Regions from separate parts of the Homo sapiens genome. Here region 2 is linked to region 1. Evidence: read pairs that join two places in POLR2A ChIA-PET (ENCODE). Cell type or tissue: OCI-LY7. All regions are shown on one strand. Links, peaks and the distances in the headings refer to the core of each region. The heading gives the core; the rest is flanking DNA.

Evidence for each region. Peaks named below come from ENCODE experiments on the same cell type or tissue, not always from the same donor. Only the 100,000 strongest peaks of a DNase experiment are listed, where the experiment ranks them.
Region 2: POLR2A ChIA-PET joins it to region 1 with 10 read pairs; 2 of 35 experiments call an interaction of 5 or more read pairs at or near these places.

Annotation. Positions count from the first base shown.
Region 1 is chr2:61,522,026-61,530,075 of GRCh38, forward strand. XPO1 (exportin 1) reads right to left here. Exons shown (of 25, transcript NM_003400.4): 3 at 4,395-4,496; 4 at 586-658. Among named protein-coding and RNA genes, the nearest start is that of XPO1, 12 kb to the right of the region's middle. In OCI-LY7, for the core only: no CTCF peak of the experiment used is centred there; no DNase peak of the experiment used is centred there; H3K27ac peaks cover 540 bases.
Region 2 is chr2:60,952,435-60,960,484 of GRCh38, forward strand. PUS10 (pseudouridine synthase 10) reads right to left here. Exons shown (of 18, transcript NM_144709.4): 11 at 7,958-8,050; 12 at 2,584-2,640; 13 at 1,648-1,724; 14 at 1,499-1,554; 15 at 563-680. Among named protein-coding and RNA genes, the nearest start is that of PEX13, 61 kb to the right of the region's middle. In OCI-LY7, for the core only: no CTCF peak of the experiment used is centred there; no DNase peak of the experiment used is centred there.

The DNA of each region.
Region 1 (8,050 bases), core at 3,681-6,180:
GGGATTACAGGCTTGAGCCACTGTGCCCGGCCCATATTTTATTTATATATATGTTTTTTTGGAGATGGGGTCTCACTCTTGTCACCCAGGCTGAAGTGCAGTGGCAGGATCATGGCTCACTGCAGTCTCGACCTTTTGAGCTCAAGCAATGCTCCCACATAGCTGGGACCACAGACATGAACCACCATACCCAGCTAATTTTTTAAATTTTTGTCCAGATGAGGTCTTGCTATACTGCCTAGGCTGGTATAGAACTCCCAGACTCAAGCGATCTACTTGCCTCGGCCTCCTGAAGTGTTAGGATTACAGGCGTGGGCCACTGTGCCATAGCCCATATTTTTAACTAGAATATTTATTGTCAGAGTTTTCAACAGTCCAGTCTCCTCTTTCTCCCAAAAGATAACCTGTAAGTGGCCTTCCTGTACCCACCAATACAAACAGACCTGTTTGCTTCATGATAAAAGCAATAAGCTCCATTAGAGCAAAATATACTAAAGATTCATTACATGCCCCCTCAAACAGTCAACTACAATAAAAATGCCAGGAAAAACAAAACTCTGAATTTATAATTCTTTATTTTCCTACCTTCGCACTGGTTCCTTGGAAGAATCTTCCACCTTGTTTTTATCACATTTTCCAAAATTTGTAGTCCATAGTACTGAAAATTGGAGAATAGAAGCATGTGAATATATTGCTTATAGGACTGGCAACTCTCAGGATTCACAAATGGACAGACATTCACACATTTACATCTAAAGTTTCAAAAACATTATGCTACCAAGTTTAATTACACATATTAAACAAGTATCTATTCACCCATATACTGAGTTTTCATGCATTTTCCTCATTTTATTGTTTGCTACTCTATATAACGTCCTGCTGTTTATACATGCTCACACCAGGAGGAAGAACCAAATAAAAAGCCCTTTAGCAGCCAAATAGGCTTATCTGTCGAAGGAAAAGTAGCAGCCAGATATGAATTCACAGCATAAATGACTGCTCATAGGCTCACGTACTTTAACACGAACAGGCTCCTAAGAATTTAGCAGCTTGGATGCTATCAAGCTTCCTACCATCCTCTAGGAGTTATAAGCTTTTGGCCAAATATTAAAGTATTGTCACAGATACTTTCTATAGAAAGTGTTTACAAGCATCACTGGTGTGTTACTTAAGGAGCAGCAAGACAACCCATGGGTTTATTTTATATTTTAACCCCACCCTTATAGTTGCTATTTCTACTAATTTAAAGATAAACTTTTGTGCACAGTCAAAATAATCACAAACGCATGTTGCAATCTGTATCTACCTTTCAGGTATTTCTTCCTAAATACTGAAAGTTATAACTAAAAGTATAAAAAATTAAAAAACAGAGATACCACTTTCAAGCCATTTTGTCCCTCCTGCTGATTACTCACTCTAAATAGTCAACAATATTTATAATAATTTATAAAGCCCCAGGAGTTACTACCTGAATTACTATGACCAATTAGTGTGGATAGGCAGGAGGAAGAAAAGGGACAAAACCGTTGTGGTACATTTCAACTGAGAGAATTAGGGAAGAATCAGCTATAATATCTGAAAGGTAAGCTCATTCATATATAGACATATAACCTCAGATTGCAAGTTTTGGCTGAGAATAAGAGTTCATCTTTAAAATGGTTAGTCATTACACAATAAAATAGGAGCATTAGTATTTCAACCAAAGGGATCATGTGAATGCTCATTTTATCCAAAGCACAATATAGACTGTCCCAAACTACATTGTGCTCAAACAGTGAATGTTTTTGCTGTTTTCTTTCATTTTAACATTTCACACTCTTCAAGAAAATTTTGCCATTTCAACTAAAGTACTACATTTGCAGAACATTCCTTAAAAACTTTCAAAATAAAAACAAGGCCAAAGCAAAATTCTAAAATTACAAATTTGATGCTATTAAAATGTTTCATAATCAGCAGTAAATAGTGATGCTTTCTAACCTGTTCACTTTTAAAAACATATCTATTTATTATGTCTAGGTCTGAGAAATATGTAAAAAAAAGAGAGTTGTCCAAATGCCTGAAGTTCTTAATTAGCTTTTAAAAACATACTACCCTAAGCATTTTCTTTAATTTTATAGGCACAAAATCAGATTGTCAAGACTCAGTAAGTCAAAGCAATGCACTGCTTACAATATATCCTCTTGCCAAAAATCAATTAAAAAGCCTTTAAAACACTAAGAAACAAAACCCACCATAAATATAGTTACAAATAAAAATCTTAAAGATAACTTCATCTTATTTAACCAAACTTTTTTACATTTTTAATGGAAAGACACTGTCCTTTCTTTTTTATTTACTTCTTCCTATTTGATACTGTTACCTAAAATTACTATTTACTAACCTGTATTTTCTACAACTGTATAAAGGTAGCATAAGCTTGATGAAGATACAATTCATATTTCATCTTTCTGCCAAGGGGGTTGAAGCAGGGAGCCCAATAAATGCTTTGCCCAGGTTAGGTCAAAGGAATACATCTGTTACTATAATATCCTAAAATCCAATCTCTCCCAGACATAAAGACTTTGCCTATGAAACTAAAACAAAAAAAATTTACATTCCTTTGAAAAAATGTTATTTGGGGCCAGGCAAAGTGGCCCTCGCCTGTAATCCCAACATTTTGGGGAGGCCAAGGCGGGAGGGCCAGGAGTTCAAGATCAGCCTGAGCAACACAGGGAGACCCCACTTCTATAAAAAAATTGGTAAGTTAGCGAGGCATGGTGACACGCACCTGTAGCCCTAGCTACTCAGAAAGTTGAGGCAGAAATGTCACTTAAGCCCAGGAGTTTGAGGTTACAGTGAGCTATAATCACACCACTGCACTCCAGCCTGGGCAACAGAGGTCCTGTCTCTTCAAAGAATTTTTTTTCTTTTTTTTTTTAGTATTTTTGCTCAAAAATCTGAAGTGACAGTCAAATCTGAAAGCCAATGATAAATCACTACAATCCAAACATTCTGAAGAATTATACTTTTGCCTTACATCTCCAAACTTGAGAAATCCACTGCTGAGTTATGAAGATGAGGGACAGATAACAGCAAAGACTAAATGAAAAAATAAATGCATGAAATGATCCCTATGGTAGAAATTTCTACTGAGCCCTTAGAAATACTTATTTTATGCATTGAATTCCCCTTTCCCCTCCCACCGCCCATGAAACAAAAACAATTGATGAACAGAATTCAGTTAAAGGGAATCAAAAGGGTAGACCTTGTGGAGGCCTGCCGTCAAAGCCTAGCTGTGTCAGTTGCACAGGAAGACACCCCTTTTCTTCCTATTACAAGCAATCAACATAATGGAACATTATGATTAATATCAGGTAGTGTTAACATCTTTAAAGAAAAAAAAATGATTGCATAAAAGCCAAATGTCATAGTGCATAAATTTAGCACCAAATCATTTGTAATTTATGTAAATTGAAGAATTCTTTACCTGTTGCTTTCTTTCTGTTCCTCTAATCATCTCATTTTTCACAAGACAAATTTGAGTTTTTAAAAATACTGTTGATAAATCAACTTAAACATTAGTAATGTCTGTCAGTATAAAAAGCAAAATTTACCAGGCAAGCAAACAGGCAAACACTGTTATGTTACTTAAGGTTAGCACTTTGAGGAAGTTCTGGACTGTATTTTTGACCTAAAATTTACAAGATGTCAAAACTAATTAATATTTTAAAACTGTTAATTAACAAAGTCTGGTTTCAGAAACAGATGTGAATATGGCTATCTTCTGTTTTAACACAATGTATATCAAGTGGAAACCTTTCGTGTATTAAACAGAATGCCATAGTATTTATTACTTTAAGGCAGTTTAAAGAGAAGCGTGAATCATCAAGCCTAAAACAGACAAAACACATTTTGATCAACCCTTCTGTTCAAACTTAAAAAAGGACCAGAATTATAACATTTTCCATTGTAAATAAAAACTGAGTGCTGTCCCATTAGAAGCCCAATGCCATGGAGTAGGGTTTTAAGCTGTCCACACAACTTGGTGTCAGAGGTGCCTGGCCTGTATTATATTGATTACTTGCCCAAAATAATTCCTTAATGTTATGTTTAATCTCTGAATAACATTCAGAATTTATGCTACTTAGACCTGTATACATATACTAAAAAGAAAAAAACAAAATCAGACAACCAAAAAAGCCACCTTGCATACTAGTCCCATTACAAAACTTCATTCATAATTCTTAGGACTATTTGCAAGAATTAATTATATGCTTAAGACTAAATTTTGAAACAAATTAACAATATAAAATAATTTGAGATAACAAATGCTAATACTAAAAATGAGATACCTTCCTCAAAGTTTATGACTGGAAGAAAAGAAATAACAGATTTTAAAACCACCACTTGCTTACTTTCGTATTCATATTCTGAGAAAATTCCAAAATTGTGTCGACTCTTGTCCAAGCATCAGGATGCTCCTTTAAATGTGTCAGTACTTCTTGAGCCATTCTTTGCTAAAATATTATTAAAAAAAACAAAACTTAAGCTAATGTATTCTTTTGAATCATTCATTAAAATGAAAACTACTGAGCAAGGCACAAATTCTAATTGGACAGAGATTCTATTATTGATGTTCAGAAATACTCAAAAATTAGACCTTACAGAAATAGAAATAAAATTATATAAATATGACTCCCAATTTTTTTTTTTTTTTTTTGAGACAGAGTCTTGGCTCTATCACCCAGGCTGGACTGCAGTGGTGCGATCTCAGCACCCTGCAACCTCTGCCTCCTGGGTTCAAGCGATTCTCCCGCCTCAGCCTCCTGAGTAGCTGGGATTATAGGCAGGTGCCACCACAGCCAGCTAATTTTTGTATTTTTAGTAGAGATGGGGTTTCACCATGTTGGCCAGGCTGGTCTTGAACTCCTGACCTCAGGTGATCTGCCTGCCTTGGCCTCCCAAAGTGCTGAGATTATAGGAGTGAGCCACCATGCCCAGCCAACTCCTAATCTTTAAAGGTGCAAATATTTTACTTATTTGAAACAGTAACATTTTTGGGAGTAAATCTGGTTTATTTTTTAGTCTCAAAACTGAACTGCATTTCAACCAAAGATCTATTCTGAAGCAAATAAGTTCTCAGCACTTAAATCAACCAAAAACAATATAAAAATTCTTATCTAGGCCAGTAGCAGTGTTTCATGCCTGTAATCCCAATACTTTGGGAGACTGAGGCAGGAGGACCACTTGAGGCCAGGGGTTCAAGACCAGCTGGCCAGTCTAGGTGACAGGCAATGTAACGAGGCCATGACTCTCCAAAAAAAAAAAAAAAAGAAAGCTGCACATGGTGGCTTGCACCTATAGTCCTAACTACTCAGGAGACCGAGATGGGAGGATCACTTGAGCCCTGGAAATCAAGGTTGCACCGAGCTATGATGGTGCCACTACACTTCAGCCTGGGTGAAAGAGCAGAGACCCTGTCTCTAGAAAAACAAAAAAAAGCACACCTACTTAGGTAAGTTATGTAATGTAGCAGGACACTCTGCTTTACAAGAGTTACCAAGATCTCTCTAAATACAAAAATACATTTCATGGAAAGACTGCTGAAAACTAGGTCTAATTAAACCACAAATCCCAAATACTTACATACCATTTGAGCTCTTTAAAGAGGGCTCCTAACATTTATTGTAACCATCCTTTCTCCATTCTGAAATTTCACTAATTTCATATATAAAATCTTTGTTTTGGAAACTATTTCCGTTTTTATTTTCATATTTTTAACATGCAACCCAGAAATACTAATCTACGTAGTCATCATCTTGTGCTTGTATCAGATTTTCTTTTAGCATAAAATAACTAAAGTTTATGGAAGTCATCTTTGTGCCTTTCCCTAGTGCCATTTCCTTCCTTTATTCCTTTTTTCTCTCTTTTTTTTTTTTAAAGTTGGAGTCTTGCTCTGTCACCCAGGCTGGAGTGCAATGGCAGGATCTCGACTCACTGCAACCTTCACCTCCCGGGTTCAAGCAATTCTCCTGCCTCAGCCTCCCAAGTAGCTGGGACTACAGGCACCTGCCACCACGCCTGGCTAATTTTTGTATTTTCAGTAGAGACAGGGTTTCACTGTATTGGCCAGGCTGGTCTTGAACTCCTGACCTCGTGACCCGCCTGCCTCAGCCTCCCCAAAGTGCTGGGATTACACCTTTGTTCCTTCTTTAAAAAGTAATGGCTTTCATCATGAACTTAGTGTGTCTTTTCCTGTCCACATTTTCACGGCATGTGTGTAAATTTCATGAATAGGGTTGTACGGCTACCAAATTTTATGTTAATAGTATACTTAAAAATCTTTTAGGCTGGGCACGGTGGCTTACGCCTGTAATCCTGGCACTATGGGAGGCCGAGGTGAGCAGATCACAAGGTCAGGAGTTCAAGACCATCCTGACCAATATGGCGAAACCCCATCTCTACTAAAAATACAAAAACTAGCCGGGAATGGTGGCGTGCGCCTATAGTCCCAGCTACTCGGGAGGCTGAGGCAGGAGAATCGCTTGAATCCAGGAGCGGAGGTTGCAGTGAGCCAAGATTCCCCAAGAATCAGGAAGATTGCCCCAGTGCACTCCAACCTGGGTTGACTGCGTGAGACTCCCTCTCAAAAAAAAAAAAAAAATCTTTCCTGCAATTAGTTTTTTTCATTTGACAGTTTTTAAGATCCAGCCATGTCGACATTTTATTTATATATATATATATATATATATATATATATATATATATATATATATAGTTTTTTCATTTCAATAAGTTTTTCATACATTAATATTTTTACCAACAGCTTTTAATTCTATTGACAAAAAGCAATGGCTTAATCTTTTTCACTTTTGTATCTTTAAAGGTTGTTTTATAACTCAATTAGATCCTTCCTATTTCTTTTACCTATTTCTATTAAAAGTTGTAAGCAAAAAGTTTGGACCAGGTGTGGTGGCTCATGTCTGTAATCCCAGGAGTTCAAGACCAGCCTGGGCAACAAAGAAAAATTAATAATGAGCCAGGTGTGGTGGGACACGCACTTATGGTCCCAGCTACTCAGGAGGCTGAGGTGGGAAGATTGAGCCTGGGAAGTCAAGGCTGCAGTGAGCTGTGATCAAGCCATTGTGCTCCAGCCTGTGTGACAGAGCAAGAAAAAAGTTTGATGACTTTAAAATCTGTCAGTTATCTTTCTCTTATACTTTACTTTATCATGGGTTTAATTCTATGGTTATAAACAATAAAGCATCAAAAACAGGGTAGGAAGCACTCTCACAACCATTTCTGACAAAGATACCTTATAATCTTTAGCTTGGCTTTTATTCTAGTCTTTTTTAAAACAATCGTATGCTCGGGTGGGCACCGTGGCTCACGCCTGTAATCCCAACACTTTGGGTGGCCAAGGTGGGTGGATCACGAGGTCAGAAGTTCAAGACCAGCCTGGCCAACATGGTGAAACCCCGTCTCTACTAAAAATTCAAAAATTAGCTGGGCATGGTGGGGCGTACTTGTAATCCCAGTTACTCAGGAGGCTGAGGCAGGAGAATTGCTTGAACCAGGACCCGGAAGGCGGAGGTTGCAGTGATTTGAGATCACACCACTGCACTCCAGCCTGGGCTACAGAGTGAGACTCTGTCTCATTACAAAAAAAAAAAAAAAGAAAGAAATTATATGCTTATCCTGGCTTTGATGCTTTATTTTAATCATGACCTTTTCCTCAGGTAGGAAATACAATACCACATTCATGACTATCCCATACATCAATCAGGAAAACACACTGCTACACACTCAATAACTTATATGGTTGTTCTCTACCCAGAAACCCACCAGAACCACTGTGGTTGCCTGAAAAGATCAGACGCCTGCTTCCATTGTGAGTCTGTGGTTACAAGAGTTAATGTGTATACTTTAAAATACAATCATACACATTTCTATTTGATTTCATTAAAGGACTGATGGGCATAATGTGTCATATGAGAAATGACAGAAGGCCGAAAGAATAATGATGTGGCTTATCTAGGGCCAAAGCACATTTTAGCAGTGTTTTGGTCTT
Region 2 (8,050 bases), core at 3,509-6,008, 570 kb before region 1:
TGACATGCTCAGGTATAGGAAAATGTCACATGTGGCAAAATGCATGTGCTTTACATATATTGTCATGTGTTTTATTCATGTATTTAATCTCAGCATCAGTTCTATTAGATAAGTGCTATTTTATATTTATTTTTGACAAATGACCAAAGATAATAATAGCATTGCCAAGTGTTTCCTATGTGCCAGGTACTGTTCTAAGTGCTTTATCTAATTAAACTCATTTAATTATTTTAACTAATTTTATAGATGAAGAAATTGAAGCAGAAAGAGGTTAAGTAACTTGTCCAAAGTCACACAGCTCAGAAATGCAGATCCAGCATTTGCACCCAGGCAAACTGTCTTCAGAGTGGGGGTCTTCCCCACTGGCCACGCTGCCGCTCCAGGGGGTTAGATGAACTGCCCAGTCCTTCAGCTAGTCAGTGGCAGAACCAGGCTTGGAACCCAGGTCTTGCTGACCCCAAAGCCCATGCCCTGTGACTTGCTAGTAATAAATTAGAAGACAATGGGATCTTTGATAGGCAACAGAAAAATGAAATAAAAAGAATAAGCACACTTAAACTACCTTTATGTCATTTAGGAATTCAATGTCTTTCTTCTGTATCGCTTTATTTGTCCAAATTAAGGCACTGTAGGTCTTTGTCTTTTCTTCTTCACCTTCTTTCATATGTCCTATTGCCTCTCTAAACAAAAACAATTTTTAGAAGTTTGTCCAAATAAACAAAATACAAAAAAACCTTGCCCTGAATTAGCCTTTCTTTAAAAACAGTTTACATATAATTTCCCAGTTTTAACTGTACAATTCAATGATTTTTAGTATGTTTTCAGAGTTGTGCAGCTATTACCACAATCTAGTTTTAGAATACTTTCATCACCCTGAAAAAGAAACTTTGTACCCATTAGTGTCACTTCTCATTATTATTCTCCCCCAGCCCTAGACAACCATTAACTGACTTTGTATCTCTATAGATTTACCTATTCTGAACATTTCACATAATGAAATCATACAGTACGTGGTGCTTGGTGACTGGCTCCTTTCATTTCATAATGTTTTCAAGGCTCACCCAGCTTGCAGCATGTGTCAGGACTTCATTCCTTTTCATTACCAAATAATATTCCATTGTATGGATATATCACATTTTGTTTATTCATAGACACTTGGGTAGTTTTCCACTTCTTTGCTATTGTGAATAATGCTATTATAAATATTCATGTACAAGTCTTTGTGTGGATGTTTGTTTTCATTTCTCTTGTATATATAATATCTAGAAGTGGTTAAGATTTGCATTTCCCCAATGACTAATTATGTTGAGCATTTTTTCATATGTTAATTGGCTATTCCTATATCCTCCTTGGAGAAATGTCTACTTAATCATTTCCCCATTTGTAGTTGTGTTGTTAAGAGTTCTTTATATATTCTGGATGCAATTCCCTTATCAAGATATGTGACCTGCAACTAAAACGTCCCTTTTGAAATCATCTCCAATGAGCCTACTCTTACCTTGTGACAAGCTGCAAGTCACGTACTTGGATTTTGTTAGATGAGTTATTAATTTTCTGTAGTAGCAGAAAAAGAAAAACAATTAGCAAGTCTAGCTCAGTTACAGAATTGCAGAAACATGACGATTTCCATGGCATGAAGTGGTTTACCTGCTGAAGTTCCTTAATTTCTTGTGAAGTGAAATGTACTCTATGAGGATTCACCAGCTCAATTGCAAAGGGCCTTCCTGGCAGCACACACCCCGTCATGAAACAGAAACGTGTTGATGGAGTTAACATTTGGGCTAATGCAAGAGGGTTAGGAGGTGTGAAAAGTGGGTTGAGCTCTAGAGGACTGAAAGTTTAGTGACATGACTACATCTGAGGGAGGGAAGAATGTGTGAGAAGAATCAAGGGGCTTTTTGCAGGGCTGCTAAACCCCAGCACAGGCAATATGTGAAAATGACTGCTTCCCCAAAGGCCCATGAACAAGCCTGTGTTAATTACAAAACACAGTTTAAATAACCACTAATTAACTTAGTTACACTAATGTAAAGTTGTCACATGCAGCAATGCCCTGTTGAAATCCATCCTTCTAGCCTGATCCACTAGTGAAATGGAAAAGCTTTGGTTCCATGAGAGGAAGGAACTATAAGCCTCAAACAGTTCAGGATTAAATGTCATCATCTTTCTGGTAATGCAATAGGGTAAAATGAGAGACATGAAGGTTAAGACAGCAGAATCACTTTTTAAATGAAGATGTACATTCTGAAAACTGTACTGGTCCTTCTGAAATGTTATTAAATGAAAAAATTAATAATCAAACTTTTGGAAAAAAAATCAAGCACCTCTTTGTTAATGCACATGCAAGTCCCTTATAACCTATAGGTATGCAATCAGGATGGCCTCTGAAGAAATGATTCCTGTTAAGGTGTATTTCATATAATTCATAAAGGGGCCTCCATAATCCACAAAGCTTCCTCCCTTGGAGAAGCTCTGGGCCTTGCTCACTTTGTTTTTCACTGAGTGACTATGCTAAGCCTGCTGTCTAGAAAGGATGATAATCAGAAAGTTAGTTCTAATCAGGTGATGCTGTTGCAGTCTTACCATTTCCTAATGTTCTCACATCTACATCTTCTCTTCCAGAGGATGAAAAATTAAAACCTTTGAAAAGCAGATAAAGAAAAAAAAATTAGAGACATCATAGCTCTAAGATATTCATTCCCAACCTTTGCTAGAAACCCAACTGAAGGTCTTGAACAATCTATAGGAGAATCCCCAGGGAGAGTCATCATCCCACCTCTAATGTCAATCTCTACTAAAAATAGTAATGCTAATAGTAAACACCATTTATTGAGAACTTATTATATGCCAGGCATTGGACTAAAAATGTTATATATATAATTTAAATTTTATTTATTTATTTATTTATTTTTAGAAATGAGATCTTACTCTGTCACCCAGGCTGGAGTGCAGCAGCGTGATCATGGCCCACTGCAGCCTCAAACTCCTGGGCCCAATCAATCCTCTTGTCTCAGCCTCCCAAGTAGCTGGGATCACAAGTGCACACCAGCACACCTGGCTAATTTTTAAATTTTTGTAGAGATGAGGTCTTGCTTTGTTGCCCAGACTGGTCTTTAACTCCTGAATTCAAGCTATTCTCCTGCTTTGGCCTACCAAAGCACCGGGATTATAGGTGTGAGCCACTGCACCTGGACCATGTACTATTTAATCCTTATTATAACCTTATAAAGTAGGTATAAAATAAAAGAACACCAAGCTTCAGAAAAGTTAGGTAATGTTCCCAAGGTCACACAAGTAAATGGCAGAGCTAGGTGTTTCTGACGTTAAAATCCAACCTTAACTACCATCCCATGGGAACGCCAAGGCAGAGTCCTGTTTGGAAGAAGAGCCCACCACCCCTCTGGCCATAAGCGTATGGTGAAAACTCTATAATCTTTCTTTCTTTCCTTAGAACAAAGCAAAAACAGTCATTATTTAAGAATTAAACACCATGAAAGGAAAAGGAGGGAAAAAAAGGTTTGACTCTAAGAAGCAAATTCATTATATATGATTATACATGTCATGAAACCAAAGCTGGGACCATGACAGAACCAGCGTATGCTCTGCGATAAGTTGATCGTCACGGACTAAAAGCTGCAAATATTGGAAGGAGAAAATTAAAAAAAAAAAAAATGTAAGGGGCTTACACAACAACTTTTTTAGATATAGAACTAGGCCAGGCAGGATGTAGGAGTCTGTGAACCACTAAGTCCCAAAAAACTCTCCCTTCTGTGTTTACACTCCAGTGTGAAGTTACTAATAAATCCATAGCAATATCGGTATCTTCTAATCAGAGTCAACAGACTCAACCTGTAGTGCTAACAACAGATGGATGGCCATAGTTCAATGGTGAATTCAAAAAGGGCATCTGGGAAGCTGAAGATGCAGACTCCTTGGGGCTAGGATTTGTCTTACAGCTGCCCACCCCTGTCTCCCGGTCAGCCCCGTCAGGAAAACAGGGTGTCCACAGTGACTGAACAAGAACCTGTGACTGGCAGGGGTGAAGGGAATGAACAGGCCTCAAAGAAATAAGTCTACTAGTTACTGAAGGAGCAGAAATCTTAAATTCATAAGTCAGCCATAAAACTTCCCACAAATTCCAGCCCATCAGTAAGAAAGAGGTGTAGAAAGCTAGGCCCTTGAGAAGGCCACAAAAGCATTTGATTCAGACTAAAGGAGAAGCCATATTTACTGATCTTTTAGAAAAATGTTTCAAACCAGGCTGGGTGCGGTGGCTCACGCCTGTAATCCCAGCACTTTGGGAGGCTAAGGCAGGTGGATCACGAAGTCAGAAGATCGAGACCATCCTGGCTAACTTGGTGAAACCTGTCTCTACTAAAAATACAAAAAAATTAGCTGGGTGTGGTGGCGTGTGCCTGTAGTCCCAGCTACTTGGGAGGCTGAGGTAGGAGAATGGCGTGAACCTGGGAGGCTGAGCTTGCAGTGAGCCGAGATCACACCACTGCACTCCAGCCCGGGTGACAGAGCGAGACTCCATCTCAAAAAAAAAAAAAAAAAAAAAAAAAAGAAAGAAAAAAAAAGAAAAATGTTTCAAACCTGAAAATTAAGGAAACATCCTTGGACTCCAGAGTGAGAGAAACCTGGGAGGTAAACCTGAAAACTTATTAGTGTGCAATTATAAATAGCAGCTGACAAAAAAGGAAAAGAAGCCACTCCCTTAAGTATTAGAAAATACATGCTTAAAACTTGGTTGAGTTTTTTCAACTCCCATTATGCCTTGTCTCATCCCCCTAAGAAACAGTATCAAGGGCAAGAATGATCAGGAACTATAAGTGGTTCAGCTAATCTGCAGTGGTCCTCGTGTGCTGATGCCTGGAACGCGATGCACAAGCCTTGGACAAAGGATGCTGCAAGACCCATGACACACCTGCCCCCTGGCTGGCTCATAGCATTTATGATGGGTGGAGCTGGCTAGTGGGGGAACATGTAGTACCCCCAGCCCAGGCACTGTGGTGCCCAGAGCAACACTGGGTTAACACCACTGGGATGGCTACCTGTCACGGCCTGTGTAAACATAACACGGTGCTGTACCTTTATCCCAGATAATCGGCAGAACGTAAAAGCAGCCCTGCAATGGGTCTCACGGGAGATTAAGACAGTCAAGGGTTTTACTGATGACCCCCTGCAGAGATGGCGGGCATCCCTAGGCTCTAGCCTACGCTGTGCCCTGGTAGACATAAGTAGCATAGCTGGGATCCTAGTGGTGATCTGTTGCTCTCTGTATTGTTGTTGTGAGTTATGGACTCAGGGCTCTGCCCTATGGCCGTGTGTCCCTGCCCAGAGGACACCCTCAGCCCAGGGGGTGGAGTATAAGGGAAATGGCTGTGTTTTAGTCAGGAGTAGACTGAGGCAGGCTTCCAGCACAGCATGACTCAGTAGGTTTGGTGCACAGGTGCACAACCCCACACATTATGTAACCATGCCACGTGAGGCACATTAGGTGATCACTCACATGAACTTTTGCTTGGCTCGGAGCCACTATTGTCTGTAAAAGGTATAACTACCCTGCTGATGCTGTACATATGTCTCGTGCCTGGGCTTTTGCCCAGAGAGAGAGAATAAAGCCATGTCCAAAACTCCCTAAGATTCCTTAAGTGTTCTTTCAGCTGCCCACCACTCATCCGCCCACTCCTCTCGGTCTTCAGCTTGGGCTGGAACCTGACACTTGGCGTGACAGGTGGCCCCAAAAAGAATCCAAATGAAACTTTTTGTGCTAACGCTTTATTTTCATCCCTTCATAACCTGCATAAGTCTTATGTGATAATCCATTTGTAAATACCAAATTAAGCGGGTAAAAGCTCATGGCAAAGCCCAGGGTCTTTACTGCTAAGATTTTGGAAAATATTAGGGTGCTGGTATACTCTTTTTTCCATTCAGTAAACAATTCTTAAAGACCCTTAAAGAAGGGCCACCTCTGTGATAGGCAACAAATTATAAGAGGGATGTGGTTTGAAGTGTTTCTCTTTCCTCCTTGCAAGTCAGGGAGCTGGAAGGGTCAGCCATGTCTCATCTAGACCATGTGTTTGTCATTATCAAAGCATGCTTATCTTAAGGTCTTTCAGAGAGAAGGATGGATTTCTAGCTGGTCTGTCACAAAAAGGTTTTCTGGCTGAGTGTGGTGGTTCACGCCTGTAATCTCAGCGCTTTGAGAGGCCAAGGCAGATGGATTGCTTGAGCTCGGGAGTTTGAGACTAGCCTTGGCAACATGGCAAAACTCCATCTCCACAAAAAATACAAAAAAATTAGCCAGGCATGGTGGCACATGCCTGTAGTCCCAGCTACTTGGGAGGCTGAGGCAGGAGGATTGCTTAAGCCCAGGAGCTAAAGGCTGCAGTGAGCCGTGATCACACTACTACACTAGAGCCTGGGCAACAAAGTAAGACTCTGTCTCAAAAAAAAAAGGTTTTCTAATTATACTAGGAGCCTCATTCCAAAGAGTAATATCATCCATGCCCTGCAGTTTTTCCTGACGTGTAACACCATTTCCTGCAATTGAAATCACAAGACATTATGCTGCCTTTGACCTGACAGGCCTGTTGAGACAAGGAAAACATAAACCTGATGGAACCTGACTCATCCCATGAACCTGGGCTCGTTAATACCTAAATTCAAAAACATTACAGCTGCCATTCAGTCTTTGTAAAATGGCTGCTGTTGATTTACTTTCTCTAGGCCTGAACTTTATTCCAGGACACTTTACAGGTTAAGAGAGAAGCCAAACACTTGCCAGTGATTACTCTTGAAGAAGCACTGGATGTGGAAGATGTGTTTTAATTTCCTCATATTCCCCCAAAGAGGCCAAGGCTGAGGTGTACCAAGGTCAGGGCTTAGGTGCATTCATTTAAAGTAGTTTCAGTTGTTTTGAATTTCCCCAGGAGAGAACAGTCATTTTTCAAATTTATTTTTTATTTTTTTAGGCAGAGTCTCACTCTTTCGTCCAGGCTGGAGTGCAGTAGTGCGAGCTCAGCACACTGCAACCTCTGCCTCCTGGGTTCAAGCGATTCGTGCCTCAGCCTTCCAAGTAGCTGGGACTATTGGTGCGCACCACCATGCCCAGCTGATTTTTGTATTTTTAGTAGACACAGGGTCTCACCATGTTGCCCAGGCTGGTCTTGAATTCCTGGCTGCAAGTGATTCGCCCGCCTCAGCCACCCAGAGTGCTGGGATTGCAGGTGCGCACCACTGCACTCGGCAGAGCAATCATCTTGAGAGAGGACAGGCAGATATTCTCGAGTGCCTTGGCTGAAATCCAGCCCAGGCCAGCGGCACCCAGAACATGATGCCATAGGCACAGGAAGCCTATGGCCAAGAGGCCCAGACTTGGTAGTGATTAACAAAATATAGAAATCTTTCCTGCCACCCCCAAGAAATCTATTCATGAATGTCAGTGTATTAAATATATGGCCAAGTGCAGTGGCTCATGCCTATAATCCCAGCACTTTGGGAAGCCCAGGCAGGAGGATCACTTGAGCCCAGGAGTTCGAGACCAGCCTGGGCAACATAGTGAGACCCCCCAATCTCTAAAAATATGTTAAAAAATAACCGAGCATGGTGGTGCATACCTGTGGTCCCAGCTACTCAGGAGACTGAAATGGGAGGGTTGCTTGAGCCTGGGAGATTGAGGCTGCACTCCAGCCTGGGTGACAGGCTCTCTCAAAAAAAAAAAAAAAAAAAAGAGAGAGAGAATAAAATATGAAGATTAGGTCAGGTGGGGTGGCTCATGCCTATAATCCCAGGACTTTAGGAGGCCAAGGTGGGCAGATCGTTTGAGCCCAGGAAGTCAAGGCTGCCATAAGCTGTGATCGTGCTACTGCAATCTAGCCTAGTTGACAAAGCAAGCCCCTATCTCAAAAAAAAAAAAAAAAAGAAAGAAAAGTATGAAGATCGTAACACTTACTCTCTGCTTTAAATACTGCCAACAGATGATCTGAAATTAATTCTTCCACTGAAGATTCCAGCTTCCTTTCTCCATCAATTATCCAAGGAGTTT